Regions from separate parts of the Homo sapiens genome. Here region 2 is linked to region 1. Evidence: chromatin loops called from intact Hi-C (ENCODE). Cell type or tissue: Caco-2. All regions are shown on one strand. Links, peaks and the distances in the headings refer to the core of each region. The heading gives the core; the rest is flanking DNA. Region 1 has its middle 2.4 kb from the start of LINC01467. Region 2 has its middle 33 kb from the start of LINC02311.

The links. A loop is a pair of places that touch in the nucleus more often than their neighbours do. Peaks named below come from ENCODE experiments on the same cell type or tissue, not always from the same donor. Only the 100,000 strongest peaks of a DNase experiment are listed, where the experiment ranks them.
Region 2: a loop joins it to region 1, with 6 times the contacts of the local background. A loop is called at or near these places in 2 of 110 quality-filtered maps.

Annotation. Positions count from the first base shown.
Region 1 is chr14:81,624,053-81,626,858 of GRCh38, forward strand. No RefSeq gene overlaps it. Among named protein-coding and RNA genes, the nearest start is that of LINC01467, 2.4 kb to the left of the region's middle. In Caco-2, for the core only: a CTCF peak has its summit at 1,493 (motif pointing right); no DNase peak of the experiment used is centred there.
Region 2 is chr14:81,709,210-81,712,015 of GRCh38, forward strand. No RefSeq gene overlaps it. Among named protein-coding and RNA genes, the nearest start is that of LINC02311, 33 kb to the right of the region's middle. In Caco-2, for the core only: a CTCF peak has its summit at 1,215 (motif pointing right); no DNase peak of the experiment used is centred there.

The sequences.
Region 1 (2,806 bases), core at 3-2,502:
CGCTCCGAGTGCGGGGCCGCCAAGCCCACGCCCACCCGGAACTCTAGCTGGCCCGCAAGCGCCACGCGCAGCCCCGGTTCCCGCCCGTGCCTCTCCCTCCACACCTCCCCACAAGCCGAGGGAGCCAGCTCCGGCCTCGGCCAGCCCAGAGAAGGTCTCCCACGGTGCAGCGGCGGGCTGAAGGGCTCCTCAAGTGCGGCCAGAATGGGCGCCGAGGCCAAGGGGGCACCGAGAGCGAGCCAGGGCTGCGAGGGCCGCCATCACGCTGTCACCTCTCACAGGAGCGATATGGGAGAGGAGGAGGGGGAAAGCCAAAGGTAGGTCCTGATTTTTAGTTCTTCCATCTGGCAGCGTGGCTAACTTGGAGGAAATTCTGAAGTGGAACCCCAGCCCTAGAATGGTGAGGGAGAGGTTGCTGGGGAAAACGATGTGGAGGGCTTAATCAAGGGCAGAGGATACTCATTTTGGGATGTGAACATCCCTCTTCCTGCAGTAAGGCTCTCATCTCCTCTCTTTTGCAAGGTGACTCAATTAGACAACAGCCTGGTGGCTGTCCGTTCTGTCTCCAAGGAGAATACCAGGTGTGTTCCTTAATTTCAGTATTTGTTTATCTCCCCCTCCTCCTTTTTCAAAATCCATTCTGAGAGGTGTTTCTTCTCCATGATATCTCAGACTGAAGTCTTTTTGCCCTGATTTTATATTATTTTCTTCCAAGATCCCTTCATATTACACGGTTGTTCCACCAGGGTGGAAACTTTTCCATCCTCTGAACCTATAATGGTGTTTGGTACACAGTAGGGACTCAGATTTATTGAGTAAAAATTTGAATGCCAGCTTTTAAAAGAAACAGACTCTTAGGTGTCTCATTCTCGTTTGGTAAACACGCAGATAAAGGAGGAGGAGCAGCTAGAAAAGGGAACTAAGCTTTACCATGCTAAACCACGTGTTATTCACTTTTCCCAGAATGCCTCCTTTAGGGTTTATGGTACGTCCCATGAATGGGTATTATTATATCATCACACCATTTGGCAGATGAAGAAACAGAAGGCCAGAAAAGTTTCACTTGTCTTCAGTCACCCAGGCACTAAGCACAGAGCTGGGACGTGTACCTGGTATGTGAGGCTGAGCCACAGCTCCATCAGTTTAGGGTCACCAAGAGGATATTGATCTCAGTGTCAGGAGATTGAAATCTGCTGCAGATCTTATCACTAATTAGTGTTAGATTCTTGTTATGTAATATTTGAATATAGAGGTAATCATGGATTTCTACTAATTTCTTCTTCTTACTTGGCCTACATTAAGATTTCCTCTTAAATGTGACATTAGATCACATGGAGGGGTTCTTCTGAAGGCTGAGGATAACATAATGCAATTTTGTTTAATATCATTCCCATTCTGCACTGAATTTGTCTGAGTAAAATGCATGAATCTTAGATTTGAGAAATCGAGATCTAGGCTCTTTTGAGATACTTGTCATTCACTAGATGGCACTGTTGTATTAACTTTACTTATTTCCTAGCTCTGGTTTAAAACCTTCAAGAGTATATTTCCTGTGATACTGTAGTTGTCCAACTATCCAGACTTTCCAGGTGTTGGTACAAGGACAGTGTAGGGGACAAGCAGATATTGTGTATACATCTTTTTAGTATGGGTCCTAAGTCCTAGTTTAGATTTTAGGACTGTAGTAAAATGCAGTGGGCTCTCAGTATTTGCGGGTTCTGCATCCATGGATTCAACCAGCCAGGAATGGAAACTATTAAACGGTAGGGCACGATGGCTCATGCTTGTAATCCCAGCACTTTGAAAGGCTGAGGCAGGAGGATTGAGCTCAGGAGTTTGAGACCAGCCTAAGCAACATGGCAAAACGCTGTCTCTAGTAAAAATACAAAAATTAGCTGGGCATGGTGGTGGACACCTGTAATCCCAGCTTCTTGAGAGGCTGAGGCAGGAGAATCGCTTGAACCGGGTAGGCAGAGGTTGCAGTGAGCTGTTATTGCGCTGCTGCACTCCAGCTTGAGCAACAGAGCTCTGTCTCAAGAAAAAAAAGAAGAAAGAAAGAAAAAGAAAATATTAAACAACAACAACAGCAGCAAAAAACTAACAAAAATAATAATAAAACAAAAAATAATACAAGTGAAAAACAATACAGCCTGTTTACATAGCATTTACATTGCATTAGGTATTGTAAGTAATCTAGAAATGATTTAAAATATATAGCAGGAAATGTGTAGGTTATACGCAAATATGACACCATTTTATATCAGTGACTTGAGCATCCATGGATTTTTGTATTTTCTGGGGTCCTGAAACTAATCCCCCTCAGATACCAAGGAATGACTGCAGTAGTTTTTGGAGCAATACGTTAATAGCTGGATTCACTGACAGACTGAAAAATAATGTCTTGCTGGACATTACGAAGCAAAATAAAGTCTCACTGAGATATGGGAACTTTAGAGAAAAGGAATAAAAATATAGTTGCTTTAGCTCATAATCTATCTGGTCACTTCTGTAATCTCTGTTACAGACCCTCAAGACCATGTCACCGGGGCCAAGCATTTTCCTCTTTTAACTTATTTATGTGTTTGAGATCGTTAATGGAGGGTTTCTCAATCTTAGCACAATCAGTAATTTGGGTTAGGTAGTTCTAACCCAAACACAGGGATGGTCCTGTGTTTAGGATATTCAGCAGCATCCCTGGTCTCTACTCATTAGATGCCAGTGGCAGCCTCCTCTCCCTTCAAGTTGCAACAACCAAAAATGTCTTCAGTCATGGCCAAATATCTGGTGGGGAATAAAATTGACCTCA
Region 2 (2,806 bases), core at 87-2,586, 85 kb after region 1:
GAATTAGACGTGAGTGTTGGGAAAAGGTGAAGCTGCTGGTTTTGGATCATTGACAGGGATGGAAAATATATTTCCTGTTTAAAATGATGAGTTCAGATTGATTCTTTCAATGTAACAATTTCTATTTCTGTCCTCCTCTACTTTAAGTATGGATTTTCATTTTTCACTCAGACTCTCTATCATATTGAAAATTTGTTTGCAGTTTCATGTACATTAAAATATATTTAGTTCTTGTTCTGTAAGATAGTAAATCCAGTCATTCTCCAAAATCTTCTGCCATCTTCGTGAATCCCAAGTTATATTGTGATAGAGGGGTTCTTTCACCATGCCAGGTTGGGCTTTCTTCACTGTTGGAGAGAAGCCTGAATTCAGCAGTCTTCTCCAGCTGCTTTATTTCTGTCCAAGTGTGTGGGACAATGTCCTTGCACTTAGAGCCCCATTGACTTTCTGCAGACAGATACTCATATGAAAATGGGTAGGTTTCTGCTTAAGGACCTGAAATAAAACTATCGCCTCATTTCCTGGATGTAGGTCAATCGGCATTCCCTATTTTTATAAGAACTTTGGAATACCTACGTAGGAAAGTTACCATGGAAATGAAAAGTGCAAACGGCTAGTTATTAGTTTTTATTGCCCTGTGGAATGTCTAAGTAGAATGTTTTAAGAAGGAAACCAAAGAGGAGTCAGAGCCTTTGTCTCTTCATAAATTCTGGGAGTAAAACTGTTGTCCTTTTGAGAGTGACCACACAGTCTGAGACGCCTTGGAAAGATGTTCTGCAAGGCCATATGTACAATTCCTGCAACCAGTTGCCGCTACAGCTCCTTACACCAGTAGACCCAGTCTTCTGTCTCAAGAGTTTCAAAATGCCACACTCCCTCCAATTCTGATAATCAGTCCACAGCTTGCTCTAAATGTTTTCATTTTATGTCTGGAAGTTAATAGGAGCATGGTTTGTTACATACAAAACACATTTGGACTAATGAAAAATGGATAAGACCACCTGGTGGGCGTTCCCTTAATCTAGACCTGGGGCTCATTTCTGCCCCATTTATTCAAGGTTGGGGCAGAATTCTACTTGCCAAGTATAACAAGTGCAGTCATTTCTGTTTATTTTTTTCCAGCCTGTACATTTTCTGACTTCAGTCCAGGTGAATACAGATTTAAGAAAAGGCAAAACCAGAGTATGTGACTTGAAGGAAGCTTCACATTCATTCAGCTCTGCCATTAGGTGGCAGCAGTACAACATGGAAAACATTTAAGGCACTAATGGAGTAAAAATGGTGATGATCATATCGTGATGGTGAGGATGGTGATGATAGTGAGTGAGGCATATCTTCTTGGTTTTTATACACTGTCTTTATTCTAATACAATGTATTGCTGTTTCTCAATGATTCTCACAACACATGGAAGATGGAGAAGTTAATCTTTATATATATTTCTTGATGAGATTAATTAAGCTCAAAGTTGTCCAGTGACTTCCCTGATCCAGTCCTTGACTTTAGATCTTGGGATCCACCTCCAGCATTTCTATTCACCTGCACTTCTTTCCACAAGGCATTAATCCTTTTGCATGGATTTAAATTTGCCAATTATATTTCACCGTCTAGATAAAAGAACAAAGTAGAAGAAGGCATGAATGTGTAGGGTTAAAAAAAAGATCTGCTATGCCTAAAAAAGTGGAAGAAAAATGTTGTCTTAGGGTAACAACATCTGTGAACTTTTTGAGGCCAGATTGCCTAGTTTACTGAATACCAGACATTTGTAGTTTCAGAGTCTGTTCCTTCCATGTCATTTATGACATGTAGGAGTTCCTGTGTGACCTTCAGTCCACCTGAAATAACATTTGGTGGCCTACTGCAGGGGCTGGGGGTTGTAGGAGTGTACAATGCTTATACTGGCCAATGGATTTGCATAATGGAAGGAAAGAAGCAATGCATATAAGAGGGCAACAAGCCACCCTAAGGATAAGAACCACACTTCTCCCACATTTACTTTGCAGTCTGTGAGTGGGATGAAGTCTGAACCATATCCGGGTATCAGGTGTCTGGGCTTAAGGGAATTGGAAATAGAAAAAGTTATCTTTAGTTTCTGTTTTCATTCCTCACTTTGATTTTGGAGTCTTGAGTCCAAACCAGGAACTTTTTCCTCCTCTTGAGTAAAAGTCCAGTCCAAGATCTGTGTCATGAACTCGTAAAGGTAACCTCAGGGTACCTAGAAGCAGAACTTTTTCCAAGTTTATTGAGAGGTGCTATAGCACACACACAAGTGGGAATGAAACAGTTAAACTACAAAGGCTGAGGCACCACAGGTAGGTTAAGGCCTTTGGGCAACACATCATTTAGTAGTCAATGAAAGAACCTCAACTCAAAAGAACTTAAGCAAGAGGGAGAGTTTACGACCTACAGTGATTGCTTTCTTTGAACCACATTTCACATTTCTATTAAAAAAAAAAAAGCTACCCTAAGTGCCTGACTGGGGTGGCTTCATCTTGAAGGCTTTTGTCTTTCTCTCTCTTTCAGTTTTAGACACTGAAAGATAAAGTAGAGGGTTGATTGCTCCTAGTTTGCCCAGTCCGCACCCCGTGTGTGTATATAGGCAATGCTCATTTACAAGTCTGTCTTTCTTTGTCATTTTTGGTTTTATCTTTTTAAAAAAATGATTCATCTCATCATTAGACTTAAATAAATCTCTGCTTGTCATCCTCCAAATTCTTCAAAGTCATATTGAGAGGTGAAGCCAGCTGGACTTCTGGGTTGGGTGGAGACTTGGAGAACTTTTTGGTCTTACAAGAGGATTGTAAAATG